Linked DNA regions of Homo sapiens: region 2 is linked to region 1. The links are chromatin loops, found by intact Hi-C in ENCODE. Cell type or tissue: heart right ventricle. All regions are shown on one strand. Links, peaks and the distances in the headings refer to the core of each region. The heading gives the core; the rest is flanking DNA.

The links. Peaks named below come from ENCODE experiments on the same cell type or tissue, not always from the same donor. Only the 100,000 strongest peaks of a DNase experiment are listed, where the experiment ranks them.
Region 2: it touches region 1 in a loop (18-fold over the local background); 83 of 110 quality-filtered maps call a loop at or near these places.

Annotation. Positions count from the first base shown.
Region 1 is chr16:57,515,902-57,526,970 of GRCh38, reverse strand. It overlaps CCDC102A (coiled-coil domain containing 102A), which reads left to right. Exons shown (of 9, transcript NM_033212.4): 3 at 844-1,070; 4 at 5,795-5,903; 5 at 8,230-8,346; 6 at 8,694-8,903; 7 at 10,508-10,678. Among named protein-coding and RNA genes, the nearest start is that of CCDC102A, 15 kb to the left of the region's middle. RefSeq lists an enhancer at 6,872-7,041. In heart right ventricle, for the core only: CTCF peaks have their summits at 6,811 and 7,011 (motif pointing right); a DNase peak (open chromatin) is centred at 7,030.
Region 2 is chr16:57,415,648-57,423,647 of GRCh38, reverse strand. CCL17 (C-C motif chemokine ligand 17) reads right to left here. Exons shown (of 4, transcript NM_002987.3): 4 at 7,585-7,883. The coding sequence ends at 7,787. Among named protein-coding and RNA genes, the nearest start is that of CCL17, 15 kb to the right of the region's middle. RefSeq lists enhancers at 5,469-5,983, 6,500-7,015, 7,016-7,531. In heart right ventricle, for the core only: CTCF peaks have their summits at 1,107, 4,617 (motif pointing left) and 6,418 (motif pointing right); DNase peaks (open chromatin) are centred at 4,497, 6,427 and 6,887; H3K4me3 peaks cover 1,248 bases; H3K27ac peaks cover 3,229 bases.

The DNA of each region.
Region 1 (11,069 bases), core at 2,722-10,721:
CAGTCTGAGTTTGTTCTCCAGCCCAGCCTTTTCATGCTGTGGCCCAGAACAAGTCCTCTCTCTCCCTGTTCCCCATTCGTAAAATGGGGCTTTGGACACCTCCACCTGAATAATCTGAGAAACAGAAGAGTAGCTCTCACTCCTCAGGGAGTCCTCAGGGCCACCGCTCCAGTCCAGCTAGGGAAACTGAGGGCCGGGCCAGGAAGAGGCTGGTCCAGACTCATCTGGAAAGGCTGTGGGAGAAGCTGGAACAGGGGCTGTGGTCCTTGTGGGTTTGTGTCAGAGACAGGCCTTGGAGATGGGCGGGGCGGAGAAGAAGGGCAGGATGGCAAGAAGGAAAGGGGCTCGGCCCTGGGTTCCTAATTTCTCAACTGCTTCCTGTCTGGGAGCTGGCTCTCCTCACAGGCACTGCTTCCCTGTGTCACCAGTCTCCCCATGCCTTACTATTTGCCCCTGAAAAAACAGGATCTTAGAGCTAGAATTCCTTTGGAAGGAATCTAGGCTTAAGCCATTATAGGAATTCCTGCTTCAACATTTGTTCCCATCGGTGCCCCGCCGTAGGTTTGCATACTTCCAGTGACAGGGAGCTCACCACCTCTCCTGGGGAATCTTCTAGGATACAGGGAACCATGGTGGCTGACACTCTGCAGCTCCAGGAGGTGAAAGGGGAGGCCCAGAGCAGGGTGTGTCTTCCTTCTCCAGAGATGGAGAGGCAGGCAGCAGAAGAGGAAACTGAGGCCCAGAGACACTGTGTGACTTGCCCAAGGTTACCCATCAAGCTGATCTCAGACCCAGGGCCTGGCTTGGCGGCCACTGGTCCAGCCTCCACCTTGGTCCCCGCAGGAACTGGAGCTGGTGGAGAGCCTGCTGAAGAGCATGCCAGAGGAGTCTGAGGACTGCTGGGAGGCGCGCAGCCTGGGGGCTGGGGGCCCGCGGGGCAGCTCAGGCCGCCAGGAGCGCAGCCGGCTACCCTGGGAGGACACAGCTGCCACGGAGGAGGAGGCCTCCAAGTTGACCGCCCTGCGGCTACGGCTGGATGAGTCCCAGAAGGTGCTGCTCAAGGAGCGAGAGTGAGTCGTGGGAGGCGGGAGGGGGCAGGGCCAGGGCCAGGCCGTGCTACAACGCCCTCAGAATCACAGAACATTAGACTCACGAAGATGACAGGTAGTGTTTAGACTGTATCTTGGAACTGTAGAGCAGTGGTGTTCCACCCAAGAACTCAGTGCAAGTTTTTATTTATTCATTCAAATAATACGTTACCAGGCACCTGTTCTGGGCCAGGCACTGTGCTCTGCCCTGAGGATACAGCCGTAAATAAGACAGAAGCCCCTGCCTTCCTGAAACGTACTTTCTAGTTGGGGGAGAGGGCTGTGGGCAGGGTAAAAGCAGGGAATGGAGACAGGGAAGTTGGAAGGTTGCAGCTGGGACCTTGGTTTTGGACGTGTGAGTTTGAGATGGCAGGGAGGCAGCTGGGGATGTGAATGAGTCTGGAGTTCATGAGACAGGCCTGGGCTGGAGGTAAAAATGCAAGAGTCACCAGTGAAGAGATGATATTGAAAGCCATGAGCTGGGCCAGGCGCAGTGGCTCACGCCTGTAATCCCAGCACTTTGGGAGGCCGAGGTGGGCAGATCACTTGAGGTCAGGAGTTGGAGACCTGCCTGACCAACATGGTGAATTGAAACCCCATCTCTACCAAAAATGCAAAAATTAGCTAGGCGTGGTGGCAGACACCTGCAATCCCAGCTACTCAGGAGGCTGAGGCAGGAAAATTGCTTGAAGCCGGGAGGTGGAGGTTGCAGTGAGCCGGAATTGTGCCACTGCACTCCATCCTGGGCGACAGAGCAAGACTCTGTCTCAATAAATAAATAAATAAATAAATAAATAAATAAATAAAACGATGAGCGTGGACAAGGGCCAAGGAATGAGTGTGGATAGGGAACTGGTCAGAGGATCCAGCCCTGAAGTGCCAAGTTTAGAGGTCAGTTAGAGGAAAGGGAAACAGCAGAGGAGACAAGAGAAGGGAGCCGGGCTGGGAAGGGGAACCACAAGAAACCGTTTCCCGGAGGACAGAGTGATCAGTAAGAACAGGGCTGAGCCCTGGACCATTGGATTTAGAATGTGGAGGTCACCAGTGACCTTGATCAGAGCAGTTTAGAGGGCACGAGCTTGATGATAATGAATATTCTGCAGTTTTTCTGTCCAGAAATTAAATACGACAATAGCATAACCTATCTACACACTCCTTTTTAAAAAATCAATATAATGGCCAGGTGCAGTGACTCATGTCTGTAATCATAGCACTTTGGGATTCCGAGGCAAGAGGATTGCTTGTGGCCAACCTGGGCCATACAGCAAGACCCTGTCTCTCTCTCTATATATATATATATTTTTTTTAGACAGAGCCTCACTCTGTCAGCCAGGCTGGAGTACAGTAGCACAGTCTCGACTCACTGTAACCTCTGCCTCCCATGTTCAAGTGTTTCTCCTGCCTCAGCCTCCTGAGTAGCTGGGATTACAGGCATGTGCCACCATGCCTCTGGCGCATGTTCTTTGTAGTTCTCCTGGAACTGCATTCCCTATCCAAGTGCAAGTGCCCAGCTCACATTGTGGGGAGGTGGTCGGGGTTCCAGAGCACTGAGCATCCCCGGACAAGTACCTCTCTCCTGCTGCACCTCAGGCTCATCTGAAAATGGCTCCAGGAGGTGGCGGCCCCAGCACTGGCCACTCCACTCCTTGGCCCACCTTGTTCTTCTCGAAGGGCTGTCAAAGACCACCCTGCTCCTGTCTGTTTTGTAGACTATGTTCCCTGCAAGGCTTGGTCTGAACACATGTTTCTGCAGATAGAAACACTGGAAAACACTGTCCAGTGACCCGAAGAGAGGGTTCTCTCTTGCCATCGTCACTGTGTGGGATCCCTACATCCTCCCATAACCCCCACCCTGCCTTGATCTTGAATAAGGCACTGTAGGTTACAAGCATGATGCCTGGCCCTGGCAGAGTAGGTGCTCACCAATGGCTGAGCTCAGCATCACCTTCCAGCACGCTGCCCTTCATGACCCCACACCACACTGGCCTCTCTCTCTGAGAGTGGAACACTCCACGCCTCCAACATGGGGTTCCCAGAGGGGACAACCCAGAGGGTGGCTAAAAAATTAGCCACCAGACCCGGCTAATTTTTGTATTTTTCATAGAGACGGAGTTTTACCATGTTGGCCAGGCTGGTCTCGAACTCCTGACCTCAGGTAATCCACCAACCTCAGCTTCCCATAGTGCTGGGATTACAGGCATGAGCCATTGTGCCTGGCCTACAAAAAAAAAAAAATTAGCTGGGAACGGGGCTGTGCCACTGTAGTCCCAGCTACTTGGAAGGCTGAGGCGGGAGGATCGCTTGAGCCCAGGAGGTCGAGGCTGAGGGAGCTGTGATTGTATGAATGCACCAGTACCCTCCAGCCTAGGTGACAGAGAGAGACGCTGTCTCAAAAAAAAAAAAAAATCACTATAATGCCTTTGTGAAGATGTAGGCAGAGGTCAGGGTGATGCTTTTGCGGACATTGTTGCATCTTTGGCCAAGGAATACCAAAGATGGCCAGCAAACTGCCAGAAGCTGGGAGAGAGGCATGGAACGGATTCTTTCTCGCAGCCCTCAGAGAACCAGTCCTGCCAACAGCTTGATCTTGGACTTCTAGCCTCTAGAAATATGAGAGAATAAATTTAGACTGTTTAAGCCAAACAAGCAAAAAAATCAACCTAGTGCACTAACTGAAATATAAAGTAGAAGTGAAAGTAACTTTTTTTTTTTTTGGAGACAGAGTCTCGCTCTGTTGCCCAGGCTGGGGTACAGCGGCTCTATCTCAGCTCACTACAATCTCTTGTCTCCCTGGTTCAAGCAATTCTCATGTGTCAGCCTCCCGAGTAGCTAGGACTACAGGCACACACCACCACGCCCAGCTAATTCTTCGTATTTTAGTAGAGACAGGTTTTCACCATGTTGCCCAGGCTGCTCTCGAACTCCTGAGCTCAGGGAGCCCACCTGCCTTGGCCTCCCAAAGCGCTAGGATTACAGGTGTAAGCCACTGCGCCCAGCCTGAAAGTAACTTAAAATACACGTGTTGTGATATGGGAGTGCTTGGGCATAGCTCCTCTAGAAGAAATGGTGAAGTGGTCAGAGTGGGTGTCTTTAAATGGGATGATAGTGACGATAGTTATAACAGCAAAGACATAGCATGTGCTCCGAGTCAGGTGTTGTGTTGAAGGCTTACATGTATCTGCACATTTAAGTCACCTCGCAGGACAGCTACAAAGGCGGCTCATGCAGGTGTGCAGACTTAGCAACTCAAAGACACAAGTGGTGTCACTGCGATGCGCTTTCTTGAGAGATGAACAGCCTTTGGTAAAGTTCTGAACAAAGCAAAGTGCAGCCGGGCACCGTGGCTCATGCCTATAATCCCAGTACTTTGGGAGCTCGAGGTGGCAGGATCGCTTGAGTCCAGGAGTTCCAGGTTGCAGTGAGCTGTGAACAGACAGGAACAGGGTAGTCTTTAAGAGATGAGCCTGGGGTACAGCAGGAGGGAGGTACTTGCCCAGAGATGCCCAGTGCTCTGGAGCCCTGACCACCTCCCCACAATATGAGCTGGGCACTTGCACTTGGGTAGGGAGTGCAGTTCCAGGGAGTGAGCTGTGATCTGCACTCCAGCCTGAGCAACAGAGCCAGATCCTCTCTCTAAAAACAAAGAAAAGTGCAGTCTTCCTTCAGTTTATACAGTGATTCCATTCCTAGAAAATTCAGTGTATGTTAGTATAAAAATTACTTTCTGTTTCAATGTAAATCAGAATGAGGCTGTAGGCTCAGATCATCTCTACCCCGAGCAATGTCCAGTGGGCTGTGCATGCATTCAGTAGGATGCAGGATGCATCCTGATGGGCAGGACGCCCAGGGCATTGCAGGGAGTCAGGCACCCTGGCCCCCGTCCACTAAATGACCCCTAATCATTGTGATAGCCAAAAATGTTGCCATGGGTTTTCAACATGCCTCCTACAGGGTGACGTTGTCCCCTCTGGGAACCCCATGTTGGAGGCATGGAGTGTTCCACTTTCAGAGAGAGAGGCCAGTGTGGTGTGGGGTCATGAAGGGCAGCGTGCTGGAAGGTGATGCTGAGCTCAGCCATTGGTGAGCACCTACTCTGCCAGGGCCAGGCATCATGCTTGTTACCTACAGTGCCTTATTCAAGATCAAGGCAGGGTGGGGGTTATGGGAGGATGTAGGGATCCCACACAGTGTCGATGGCAAGAGAGAACCCTCTCTTCGGGTCACTGGACAGTGTTTTCCAGTGTTTCTATCTGCAGAACCATGTGTTCAGACCAAGCCTTGCAGGGAACATAGTCTACAAAACAGACAGGAGCAGGGTGGTCTTTGACAGCTCTTCGAGAAGAACAAGGTGGGCCAAGGAGTGGAGTGGCCAGTGCTGGGGCCGCCACCTCCTGGAGCCATTTTCAGATGAGCCTGAGGTGCAGCAGGAGAGAGGTACTTGCCCGGGGATGCTCAGTGCTCTGGAACCCCGACCACCTCCCCACAATGTGAGCTGGGCACTTGCACTTGGATAGGGAATGCAGTTCCAGGAGAACTGCAAAGCCAGGGTGCTTCTAGCCACATAGGGTGCCTGGGCCTGAATACCAAGGCAAGGATTTTGGACTTGGGCTCAACAAGTGCAGAGGGCACACAGCAGGGCCACCCTTGGTGAGGACTCCAAGCAGAGGGCCTTGGTGGGCTCACCCCCATGTCTGTCCCTTCCCCAGGGATAAACTGGCGTTGAGCAGGAACATTGAGAAGCTAGAGGGGGAGCTCAGCCAGTGGAAGATCAAGTATGAGGAGCTGAGCAAGACCAAGCAGGAGATGCTCAAGCAGGTGAGTCTTGGAGACCAGAGGGTCTTCCTGGAGGCGGCAGGATCGCGCTGTTGAATTTCAGTAGTGGAGATGGAAGAGAGAATTCATTCATTAATTCATCCAACAGTTGTTCTTTTTTTTTTTTTTTTGAGACAGAGTCTTGCTCTGTCACCTAGGCTGGAGTGCAGTGGTGTGATCTTGGCTCACTGCAACCTCCACCTCCCGGGTTCAAGCGATTCTCCTGCCTCAGCTTCCCGAATAGCTGGGATTACAGGCACCCGCCACCACGCCCGGCTAATTTTTGTATTTTTAGTAGAGACAGGGTTTCACCATGTTGGCCAGACTGGTCTCGAACTCCTGGACCCAAGTGATCCTTCTGCCTCGGCCTCCAAAGTGCTGGGATTACAGGTGTAAGCCACAGTGCCTGGCTTTATTTTATTTTAATTTTATTTATTTTTATTTATTTTATTTTATTTTATTTATTTTATTTTATTTATGTTATGTTATGTTATGTTATGTTATGTTATGTTATGTTATGTTATGTTATGTTATTTTTTCTGAGTTGTTCTGAGTGCTGGGCAGGCAAGGTCCCTGCCTTCAGGAGCTCACTTTGTGGGGGCTGTGGGCATGGGAGACCGACAGTCACCAGGCAGATTCATAATTTATGAAGGAGTCAAAACAGAATGAGAGAGATGGGGTGGTAGGTCAGGGAAGGCCTAAGAAGGTGGCATTTGAGGCAAGACCTAAAGGGGCTAGAGGAAGCTGTCCTTGAAAAGATACAGGGGAGAGTGTTCCTGGCAGAAGGCACAGCGGTGCAAAGGTCCTGAGGCAGGAACAAGCCCAGCGTGTGCGGGAAACAGGGAGGGCCAGGTGGCTGGAGAGCAGGAAGTGAGAGGCGAGGCCGCAGGAGGGGGCCTTGTAGACCAGGATGAAGACGAGGAGGCTGGATGTGGCATTCATTGGGTTCCTATCTGTACTAGGTGTCACTGAAGCCTCATGGCAGCCCAGGGAGCTGGGTCCTCATGTCCCCATCTTACAGATAGGGAAACTGAGGCTCCAGAGAAGGGAATCCACCACTGCAGTGTGGGGGCTCAGAGCAGGCTGAGCTGCCACTACGGCCTCCTGTGCAGGCCTCAATGGCCACCAGAGGGCGCAGCCACCCAGGGAACGCCACACTGGATCGGTGGGTTTCTAGCAGCTGGGAGGATCACAGAACTTTAGAGCCTGAAACTGTCCTGGAGGGGACCAAGACTGGTCTTACATGAGAATCTCTGAGGAAATCTCCTAAAATACAGATTCCCAGACCTCGCCTCCACCCTCCTGAATCAGCACCTTTCAGGGCTGGGTCCAGGACCCTGTTCTTTTAGTCTTTTCAAATTATGAAGTATAATCATTCGAAGAAAAGCGAATGAAACACAAATGTACAATTTAGTAGAAAATTATAAAGGTTCTCTTTTGTATCTGGTGTCTCTCCCTCAACATTATGTGTTGAAAACTCATCCGTGTGTTACAGGGAGCAGCAGTTTGTTGGGGTTTGCTGTATACCGCAAGAAATGTTATTGTCTTAAATGCACGCCAAGCAATGCCGATGCACCTGTGTGCAGAGCAGTGTTGGAATTAGTCACTGTACACTGAGGGCGGCCCTGTGCCCAGGCCATACAACGACACAAAGGTGGACAGACGCACAAGCTCCCCGTCCTCCCAGGCTAGCTTTCCAGTGGGGAGTGGGATGAGGAGGCCCCTCCTCCAGGCCAGGTGGGCAGAAGAGGCATTCCTAAGGAGGGGGCCTTTAGGTCAAGGCCTGAGAATAAGAAAAATCAGTCCTAAGAAGTGTCTCAGAAAGATCCACGCATGTGCAAAGGCCCTGTGGTGGGCAGGAACTTGGTGTGTCTGAGGAACAGAAAGGAGTCCCTGGTGCCTGGAGTACAGTGAACTAAGGGGGAGCGGCGGGTAGGTGTCCAATCGTGCAGGGCTTTGTGAGAGCGTAGAGAGGAGTTGGACTTTACCCTAAGGCACCTGGGAGCCATCAGAGGCTTTGTGGGAGGAGGGTGGTATGATTGCATTCATCTTTGTTAAAAGCTCCCTCTGGGCTGCTGTTGTAGAAAACGGGTTGACAGAGAAGGGCCAGGAGTAGACACTGGGAGGCTAGACAGTAATGAGGAGGAGAGACATTGGGAGGAGCAGAAGTGGTCAGATTCGAGGTCTGTTTGGAATACCTGGTGCCTGCCCCATTTGGGCGCTGCCTTGGCTCCACGCTGAGCACTCCTGCACTGGCGCCCACCCCCGGAGGTGGTTCCAGGCTATATCCTGGTGGTTCTCATGACCAGGTGGGGCCTTATCCCTGCAGCTCAGCATCCTGAAGGAGGCGCACCAGGACGAGCTGGGCCGCATGTCTGAGGACCTGGAAGATGAGCTCGGTGCACGCTCCAGCATGGACCGGAAAATGGCCGAGCTGAGGGGCGAGGTGAGGCCATGGATGGGACCCAGGAGGACCTGGGTTTAGGGGTCCTGGGGCCCTGCTCCATCAGCAGGTCACTGGGAACAGGGCAGGGGCCAGGACTGTGCTCTGAGCGGGGCCAGCCACATCCAATGGTGTCCTGATCTGCAAGAGGCAGGCCTCTCTCCCACACAGAGGCCAGAAGCGCCCTCACATCCTGTACACCATGAAATGAGCCCAGCTTAATTACAGCCAATGCAGCTGGATCTGCTTCCTGGAGCCAAAAATGGCTCCAGGAGGTGGCGGGGGCATCCAGCTCAGGCCCTGCATGCCCCCTCCGCTGGGAGTCCTCACTCTGCCCTGCCCTGCTGCAGATGGAGCGGCTGCAGGCCGAAAACGCTGCGGAGTGGGGCCGCCGGGAGCGGCTGGAGACAGAGAAACTGGGCCTTGAGCGGGAGAACAAGAAGCTGCGGGCACAGGTCGGAGACCTGGAGGAGGCGCTGGCCCGGCGGCGGCGGCAAACAGCCAGCGCACTGGACTGCGACCTGAGGGCCAGCCAGGCCGCGCTCTTCGAGAAGAACAAGGTGGGGCAAGGAGTGGAGTGGCCAGTGCTGGGGCTGCCACCTCCCCATCCAGCCAGAGCGCAGCTTCCCTACTATGTGTCAGGCCTGGTGATAATTATGGTAGCTGCATGTATTCAGCACCTTGTGTGCTAGACCAGTTGGTAATTATAGTAGCCGCATTCATTGAGCACTTACTATGTGCCAAGCTCCACTCTAGGTGCCAGAGACACAGCACTGAACAGACAGATGTGGCCTCCCCTCTTCCCCTCATGGAGCTGAAGACTTACTTGGGGGATGTACACATGGCTCTCTCTGTCACACAGATTCATGCCAATCACACAGCTTCATGGTCACCAGCAAGAAGAGGGGATACTAGGAGACCTGGCTTAGGCCCACGGTCCTGGAAATACCTCCCGGAGGCAGTGACATTTTAAACTGAGTTCTCAGCCAGGCGCAGTGGCACACATCTGTAATCTCAGCACTTTGGGAGGCTGGGGTGGGCAGATCACCTGAGGTCAGCATTTTGGGACCAGCCTGGCTAACATGGCGAAACCCCATATCTACTAAAAATACAAAAATTAGCCGAGCATTGTGGGCACCTGTAATCCCAGCTACTCGGGTGGCTGAGGCAGGAGAATCACTTGAAACCGGGAGGCAGAGGTTGCACTGAGCTGAGATTGCACCACTGCACCCCAGCCTGGGTGACAGAGAAACTCCGTCTCAAAAAAATAATAATAAATAAATAAACTGAGTTCTCCAGGAAAAGCAGCCGTTAACTGGTAGTGTGCGGATTTAGGGGAGGGGATGGAGAGAAGTTAGGAATAACATGAATAAATGTCCGTGGTGAAAGAGACACAGAGCTTTGGAGGAACAAGTCCAGTGTGCTGGAGGGGAGTGAGCGGGGGGATGTGGTAAGTGAGGCACGAGTGGTGGGACTCTTCGAGAGAGTTTAAAGCAGGAGGGGAGTGTGAGCAGGCTGTGTGGGCAGAGGATGGGAAGACAGGCTGGGGGGAAGCTGTTGACATTCCCTGGACAACAAGAGAGGGAGGAGACCTGGACCAGGTTGCAGTCAGTAGAGATGGAACAAAAAGGATGGACTCAAGAGACCTTTAGGCAATGCCTATTCCCATTTTACAGAAATGGAAACTGAGGCTTAGAGAACTCACAGAGCTCCAGGGTGGGCATCTCTTTTGCTGGCTGCCCTTCCTCTTCCCAGCCACTCTGGGCTCTGAGACACCCACCCATTCCCCAGCCTAGCTCATTCCCAACCCAGCTCTTTCAATGCCATACGCCCCTGAAGACTCCAGACCTCATCCTTCCCCGGAAACCCCGACCCTGCTCCAACAGCTCCAGGGTAGATCCAGTAGCATCTGAAAGTTACACATCCAAACCGGAGCCACAGGTTCCACCCACCCAGCCTTCTCACCTCCCTGGAAGGCACCTCCAGCCTCTGGCTGCTCAGCCAAACCTCTACTGCTGATACTTCAGACAACAGATGGAGAGATTCTGGGAAGGAGAGACACCCAGCATCCCTAGAACTGCCTGACCTCGTGGGACTCCCTGGCATGGCGCCCAAGCTGATACTGATTCCCTCCTCCCTCCCACCCCATCCCTGTGCCCTGTAGGAGCTGGCAGACCTGAAGCATGTGCATGGCAAGCTGAAGAAGCAGTTCCAGGAGAAGGTGGCAGAGCTGGCACATGCCAACCGGCGGGTGGAGCAGCACGAGGCTGAGGTGAAGAAGCTGCGGCTGCGGGTGGAGGAGCTCAAGAAGGAGCTGGCCCAGGCTGAGGACGAGGTGAGGACCACAGAGGGGCAGGGGCAGCAACAGACCTTGGCCAGGGAGGAGTGGGGGCCGCAGGGCCATCCTGGCTTCTCCATTCTCAGCCCCTGGTGCCTGGCACAAGCCTGTCTCTCAGGAGTCGCCCAGGATAGAGTGGGTAGGTGCGTGATGAATGGATGGCAGGATGGACATGTGGGTGGGAAGATGGGAAGAAAAATGAACAGAAGACAAGATGGATGTGTGCATGGATGAACCAATGGGTAAAGGAATGAATGGATGGATGAATGGGAGAGAGAGGCAGGGCGGGCAGATGGATGGGTGGATCCAATGGATGTATGAACAGATGATGGCTGGATGGGTAGAGAGTGGACAGATGGATGGACAGCTGACTGGGTCAGTGGGTGGA
Region 2 (8,000 bases), core at 1-8,000, 100 kb after region 1:
ACAAATTACACAAATGTATAAAATAGCTTTGTGCTAAGTAGGGGTGGGGATGGGGCAGCTCTTGGGTGGCTCTTACTTCACCCCTCTCGGGGAAAGCAGGGACAGAAGCCCCCACTCAGCCCTCAGTGACTTCAGATCTCACCTTCAGTGGTCACTCCTGGTGGTCAAGCTGGTGGTCTGGTCATTGGTTACCCGTGGCCCACCATCCAGCATGAGGCTTTCACCTCTGCAAACCTCTGTGCTGATCTGGAGACTGCGTTCAGACTCAGCTGGGTTAGAATGCTCCTTTCTTTCCTTCCTTCTTTCCTCCCTTCCTTCCCCTCCCTCACTCCTTCCCTCTCTTCCTTCCTTCCCCTCCTTCCCTCCCTCCCTTCCCCTCCCTCACTCCTTCCCTCTCTTCCTTCCTTCCCCTCCTTCCCTCCCTCCCTCCTTCATTGCTTCCCCTCCCTCCCTTCCTCCCCCTCCCTCCCTCCCTTCCCTCCCACCATCCATCCTTCCTTCCTTCTCCTCTTCCCTTCCTTCCCCTTTCTTCCTTTTCCTTCCTTCCCTTCCTTCCTTCCTCTCTCCATCCCTTCCCCTCCCTCCCTCCCTTTCCTCCTTCCTCCCTCCCTCCCTCCCTTCCTTCCTCCCTCCCTCCCTTCCTTCCTTTCCTCCTTCCTTCCTTCCTTTTTGATTTTCTATTATTACTTAAACATTTTTTCTCTTAAATCATGAAAGATTTCAAATACAGAGAATTTCCAATAGACAACTAGCTTTGCTGTGTGTGATTCTGATCACTCCTTTTTTTCGTACACAAGTGATACAGCAGTGGCAAAATCCCTTCGCTGTCCTCCCAGAGGACTCCTTTGTCCTGAGCTGATATATGTCTCATCCAAGCCTGCTACTCTACAGAAAAGTGAATATTGAATATGTCTTTTTTATGAAATTCACATAACATAAAATGAACGATTTAAAATAAACAATTCAGCAGCATTTGGTACATTCACAGTGTGGTGCAACCACCACCTCTATCTAGTTCCAAAATGTTTTCATTGCCCTGAAAGGAAACCCCATCCCCAGTAAGCAGTCCCTTCCGGTCTTCCTCTCCCACCATCTCTGGTCACCACCAGTGGGCGTTCTGACTCCATGGAGTTACTTCTGACATTTCATATGAATGAAATTATACACTGTGTGACCTTCTGCGTTTGGCTTCTTTAGCTTAACAGAGTGTTTCGAGCTTCACCCATATCGTAGGGCGTATCCATGCAGAAAAATCTTCCTTATATGGTTAGACCACTTTTGTTTATCCATTCAGCTGTTGATAGGCCTTGGGCTGTTTCCAGCTTTGTGCTGTAGTAAATATCCCACCATGAACATGTATGTGCAAGGACTTAACAAGTCCTTTGAAAGCTGATTTTTGGCTGTGACAGTTTCTCAGACTTTCCTTGTTTTGGATGAGCTTGATCATTTTGAGGAGTACTGGTCAGGGTTGGTTGGTTGGTTTGTTTTGAGACAGAGTCTCACTCTGTTGCCCAGGCTGGAGTGCAGTGGACTGATCTGGGCTCACTGCAGCCTCTACCTCCCAGGTTCAAGCAATCCCCCTGCCTCGGCCTCCCAAGTAGCTGGGATTACAGGCATGCACCACCATGCCCAGCTAATTTTTGTATTTTTAGTACTGTCAGAGTTTCACCCTGTTGGCCAGGCTGGTCTTGAACTCCTGACCTCAAGTGATCCGCCTGCCTCGGCCCCTCAAAGTGCTGGGATTACAGGTGTGAGCCACCATGCTTGGCTGAAGGCTGGCTTCTTAAAGCCCTGATCCCTTTGCTCGTCTGAGTATTTCACCCCCGTGGTTGCCATGCTGGCTTTGGAGAAGGGCACAGGGAATATCCAGGTGATGGCAGTTCAATTATGAGGAAATGGCAGGTTTTCTTTTCTTTCTTTTCTTTTCTTTTTCTTTTTTTTTTTTTTGAGACAGAGTCTCACTCTCACTCTGTCACCCAGGCTGGAGTGCAATGGCGTGATCTCGGCTCACTGCAACCTCTGCCTCCCGAGTTCAAGTGATTCTCCTGCCTCAGCCTCCCGAGTAGCTGGGATTACAGGCACGCGCCACCATGCCTGGCTAATTTTTGTATTTTTAGTAGAGACGGGGTTTCACCATGTTGGTCACACTGGTCTCGATCGCTTGACCTCATGATTGTGAGCCACTGCGTCCGACCAGAAACGGCAGGTTTTCTAAGACTGTGGTCCGCTAAGGGCGATGTGAGAGGTAGAGGAGTAGCCATATTGGCACATCCCCAAACAGGTGAGAGAAGGTCCAGTTCCATTGCTTCATGGAGAAATAGGCTCAGGCAGGTGAGGCTCAGGCAGGTGAGGCGCATGTGTCCAGGTCCGACGGCCAGTCAGTGGCAAAGCAGAGACTCCAAACAGGTCCCTGACCCTTTGTGTTAAAATGTACTTTCGAAGATAAACTTTTTTTAGCTCCCACATATGAGTGAGAACATGAGATATTTGTCTTTCTGTGCCTGGCTTATTTCACTTAACATAATGACTGTCCATCCATTTTGCTGCAAATGACAGGATTTCCTTCTTTTTTTATGGCTGAATCGTACTCTGTTGTGTACATGTACCAAATTTATTTATTTATTACTCCATTGATGGACACGGGTTGATTTCATATTTTGGCTATTGTGAATAGTGCTGCAATAAACATGGGGGTGCAGGTATCCCTTTGATATATTGATTTCCTTTCCTTTGGATAAATACCCAGTAGTAGGATTGCTGGATCATATGGTAGTTCTATTTAGGGGAGAGGGGTGATGGGGAGAGATTGGTTAATGGGTACAAACAAACAGCTGGATAGAAGGAATAATTTCCAGTGTTCGATTGCACAGTAGGGTGACTATAGTAAACAATTTATTGTGTATTTCTTTTTTCTTTCTTTCTTTTCTTCCTTCCTTCCTTCCTTCCTTTCTTTTTCTTTCTTTCTTTCTTTCTTTGAGATGGAGTTTCACTCTTATCGCCCAGGCTGGAGTGCAATGGTGCAATCTTGGCTCACTGCAACCTCTCCCGGGTTCAAGCGATTCTCCTGCCTCAGCCTCCCGAGTAGCTAGGATTACAGGTGCCAGCCACCACATCCAGCTAATTTTTTTGTATTTTTAGTAAAGATGGGGTTTCATCATGTTGGCCAAGCTGGTCTAGAACTCCTGACCTCAGGTGATCTACCTACTTTGGCCTCCCAAAGTGCTAGGATTACAGGCGTGAGCCACCATGCCCAGCCTTTTTTTTCTTTTTGAGACAGGGTCTCCCTCTGTAACCCCGGCTGGAGTGCAGTGGCACCATCACAGTTCACTGCAGCCTTGACCTGCTGTGCTCAAGTGATCCTCCCACCTCAGCCTCCTGAGTAGCTGGCAGCACAGGCGCATGCTACCATGCCTGGCTAATTTGTGCATTTCGTAAAGACTGAGTCTCACTATGTTGCCCAGACTGGTCTCAGACTCCTGGGCTCAAGTGATCCTCCCACCTTGGCCTCCCAGAGTGCTGGGATTACAGGTGTGAGCCACTATGCCCAGCCTATTGTATATTTCAAAATAGCTAGAAGAGAAGATTTGAAACGTTCCCAACACAGTGAAATGATAAATGTTCGAGGTGATGGATATCCTGATTACCTTGATCTGATCACTATGCATTGTATGCTTGTGTCACAGTATCATATGTATCCCATAAATATGTACAATTACTATGCATCAATTTAAAAAATTTAAAATGTACCCCCAGGATTTGAATTGATGGAGGTGACTGAGTGACAACACAGAGCGACCAAGGACACTGAAAGAATTCATCACTTGCATCTCCCAGGAGAACAGGGCATGGCACACACGCAGGACCACACACGGGGCCACAGGGGGAGCACCAAGTTTGGTCAGGAGGCTGAAAGGAAGGATCAGAACAGCACAGGCCACAGCCTTTTGTGGGGTTTCCACCCGAAGTGCAAGGCAGGCCAGGGGAAGCAGCCCGGGTCTGGCTAGTTGGAATAATTCCAGGGGGCCTTGGGCTTAGGGGCCGTCCCTAGTTGTCTCTACCTGGCTCTGGGTGATTTAGGGCAGGGGAAATACTGGCTTGGTGTGAGAGTTAAATAGAGATGGTTGGGGGGCCTGTGATTGGGATTGGTTGGAGGGTTTGTAACTATTATTACTTTCAAACACTTGCAAAAACCAGCTTGCAGGGGAGGTATAAATGCTTTTGGCCCTGTGATTTGGCCCTGTGATAAATGGATGCCAAATAGACCAAATACAGTCTCTAAGAAAACACAGTGAAACACCCCAGCCCACAGCTCTTGGCACTGCCCAGGTTGCGTCTGGAGTTAGTGGCCCTGCTAGTCCCAGCAGGGTTTCTTCCTTCTTCCTCTTCATCCAGCAAACCCCAGACAGTGTAATTGGCGGTTTCTTTGCTTCTGTTCCCACAAGAGGAGAGCCGGCCAGCTACAGACACCCCTGCCCCAAGGCCTAGTGCAGCTACAACCAGATGTGGCTGATCCCAGCCCCTGGGGACAGCGATGGGGCCGGAGTCTGGCTGGTGGGGTCAGGGCCCCTGGCGCATCAGCCTCAGAACTTCCTCCTAAGAGCAGAGTGCCCTCTGGTGGGCCACTGGAAAACAACCCAATTCTAATTTCCACGTTTGGAGATGCAATATGCTTCAAGCCGGGTTATTAGGGCTCCCCAGGAAATTTCTCTTTCCCCACTAGTGCCCCTTGTGGAATTCACCTGAGCAGCACTGATGAAAATGTATAAATCAAATATACACTGTGCACAAAGCTTTTTTCCCTCCTCATAAATGAGTCTGGTACTGTTTCCTGACCCAAATACCTGCTCAGTGAGTTTATTGGGTAAATCACCCAAGCAGCTCCAATTACAAGGGGTAGAGTGTGGTCAGGATTAGACTAAGGTGAGCGTTGGGTGCAGGTGGAGGACACACAGCTGAGGTTGAGTAGGCTGGCTGTGGCAGAGGCAGCACTGAGTTGAGCGTTGAAGAGAAACTGGATTTCAGAATAGTGGCTCACGCCTGTAATCCCAGCACTTTGGGAGGCCGAGGTGGGCGGATCACTTGAGCTCGGGAGTTCGAGACCAGCCTGGCCAACATGGTAAAACCCCATCTCTTCTAAAAATACAAAAATCAGCCAGGTGTGGTGGTGCACACCTATAATCCCAGCTACTCAGGAAGCTGAGGCATGAGAATCGCTTGAACCCGGGAGACAGAGGTTGCAGTGAGCCAGATCGCACCACTGCACTCCAGCCTGGGTCACAGAGCCAGACTCCATCTGAAAAAAAAAAAAAAAAAAAAAAAAAAAAAAAGCAGGGGTGGGGTGGGGGAGGAGGGGAGGCACCTACCAGGTGAAAGAAACAACATAAGTCTGGCGCTTCTCCTCACTTTTCACCCCGAACCTGCCCATTCCTCTTTTTCCCTCCCAGCAGTCTTTCCAATCACAGCAGTCTCCAGGTCACACCTCCTTAAAATGCCCTAAGGTCACATGGCAGTTGTCCTATCTCTTGCATCTCACCATCCCCCAGCTTGCACCGGATGCTGCTCGTGAATACTTGGATTCTGAATCCTGCGTTTTGTTGCCAGTCCTGGATCCACCTCTTCCCTGCCTTTATGCAATGCCCCACCCTATCTCACTTTCAGGGACCCTCTGGCAACTCCCCACCTCCTCACAGGCCTCCACGGCAGCTCTACTTACCTAAGCTTACAATATGGGCTTCTGAGTAGGATTTCAGTAGGGAAAAAACAAAAAAGGTCTTGCTTTTTTAAACGAAGTTTGCTGGAGGCCAGGCGCGGTGGCTCATGCCTGTAATCTCAGCACTTTGGGAGGCCAAGGCGAGTGGATCACATAAGGCCAAGAGTTCAAGACCAGCCTGACCGACATGGTGAAACCCCGTCTCTACTAAAAATACAAAAAAATTAGCCGGGTGTGGTGGCGGGCGCCTGTAATCCCAGCTACTTAGGAGGCTGAAGCAGGAGAATCGCTTGAACCTGGGAGGCGGAGGTTGCAGTGAGCTGAGATGGAGCCATTGCACTCTGAGAGTCCTTCCAGCTCTCGCCTGCAGGGTGCAGGGGTCCAGACCCCGGCTGTCTCTGGCCTTTGCTGTCTTAGGAGCTTCTCCTTGCCTCCCTCCCTTTTTAGATCATCCTTCCTCCTCCCGGTGGATTCAGAGGACAATTTTCCATGAAGAACTCAGACTGGGCCATCCCCAGGACTCTGGGTCTTAGGCAGTTGTTCAAGTGATCCTCCTCGGCATCAGGACAGGAGATGAGCCCACTTGCGGCTGAAGAGACCCTAGAGTCACAGGCAAGCCAGTTCACTGGTTTTATCAACCTCGTTATCGCTGTGCCCGTACTGGAAAGTAAACTTGGGTTCTATCATCTGCCCTGCAATGAGCTGACTGGCCACAAGGGAGCAGCAGGAGGCAACAGCCGGGCCTGGAAATTGCCCTTCTAACCGCAGCCCCACCAAACAATGCCCGCCACAAGGTCCTCGGAAGAGAAGGACCCGCGCCCCTGCCGCCAAACTGTGTTCAGAGAGAAGCCACGGCCCCATCGCTGGTTGGGAGAGTGAGAGAGAACTAGAAGGCTTAGGCCCCGACTCCTCTGTGCTCAGCCCTTAGCTGGGCATGGGCAGAGGGGTCTGGGGGTGGGGTGTCCTGAGCCTCTAGTCCCCATCTTTTTTAGCACAGGGGTGTGGGGTCCCCGGAGTGGCTCACGGAGCTCTCAACCTAATGGAGGAGCTGGGACTGCCACACACGCGCACGCACACACACACACACACACACACACACACACACACAATGAGAGAACCACGCGGAGCAGGGGTCGGCTTCAGGGCAGTCCCTAAGAGCTGGGGGAGCGAGTCGGTGGGCGGTTGTGCTGGGCCGGCTTCCGGCAGGCTGGGCGCAGCCAGGGCCGGGTGGGGATCACACTTCAGTCAGGAGGAACCACAGGGCCGCGTGGCGCCCGCCTGCCTGAGCCTGGAGTGGGCTAGGAAGTCAGCCGCAGGCAGAGGGCCCAGGACCCACAGAGCCCCCTCGCCCTGGAGCTGGGGTCTGGAGTTTGAGCGGGGAGAGGGAGCCAGGGCCAGGAGGAGCCGGGCCAGCTGGACTGCAGTGAGTGCAGGGGAAGGCAAGGACAGGGCTACAAGCTTCCCCCACCCTTGGCCAGGGGGCTCCCCAGCACTGGGCAGAGCTGTGGCCTGCGGCAGGGTCCTGGCCAGTCTGTGAAATTGACTCCAGCACCTCGGGGAAGTTTGTCCTCAGCTCCACGTGGGGCAAGAACAGGAGCTGGGCTGGGGGGAAACCGGGAGACCTTGGGGTGGGTAGGGAGAGAATCCAGCGGCCGCCTCCCAGGACCCCGCCAACCCCGCCCCTGCCCGGGCCTCTCACCAGGGCCTCCCCTCACTGGTGCGTGGTCTGCGGAAGCCACGTGCCCTTCTCAGCCTCAGTTTCCCTTTCCGACCTGCACAGGGCAGGACCAGAGGTTCTCTGAGAACCCTCCCAGAGTGACAGGCCGGAGTGGAAGCGCATCTTGCGCTGTGGGGACAGACACGCTGACACAGACTGAGGATAAAGACTTTAATCTGGGCCCTTTGTGCCCATGGCTCCAGTTCAGACAAGGGGATGGGATCTCCCTCACTGTGGCTCTTCTTCGTCCCTGGAAGGCCTCCCCTGGACCCAGGCGCTCAGGGTGGGGGCGGTGAACACCAACGGTGGAGGTCCCAGGTAGTCCCGGGAGACAGTCAGGAGTCTGGGGTGAGGAGGCTTCAAGACCTCTCAAGGCTTTGCAGGTATTTAACTGCATTCTTCACTCTCTTGTTGTTGGGGTCCGAACAGATGGCCCTGCCCTGCACAGTTACAAAACTACACAGAAGGAGGACGTTACCAGGAGTGGCAGGGGGGGAAGGGCCCCCAGAGTCCCTGGGACGGCCCGCCCTGTGCTGACCAGGATTCCAAGGCTCCAAGAGGGGCAGGAAGTTG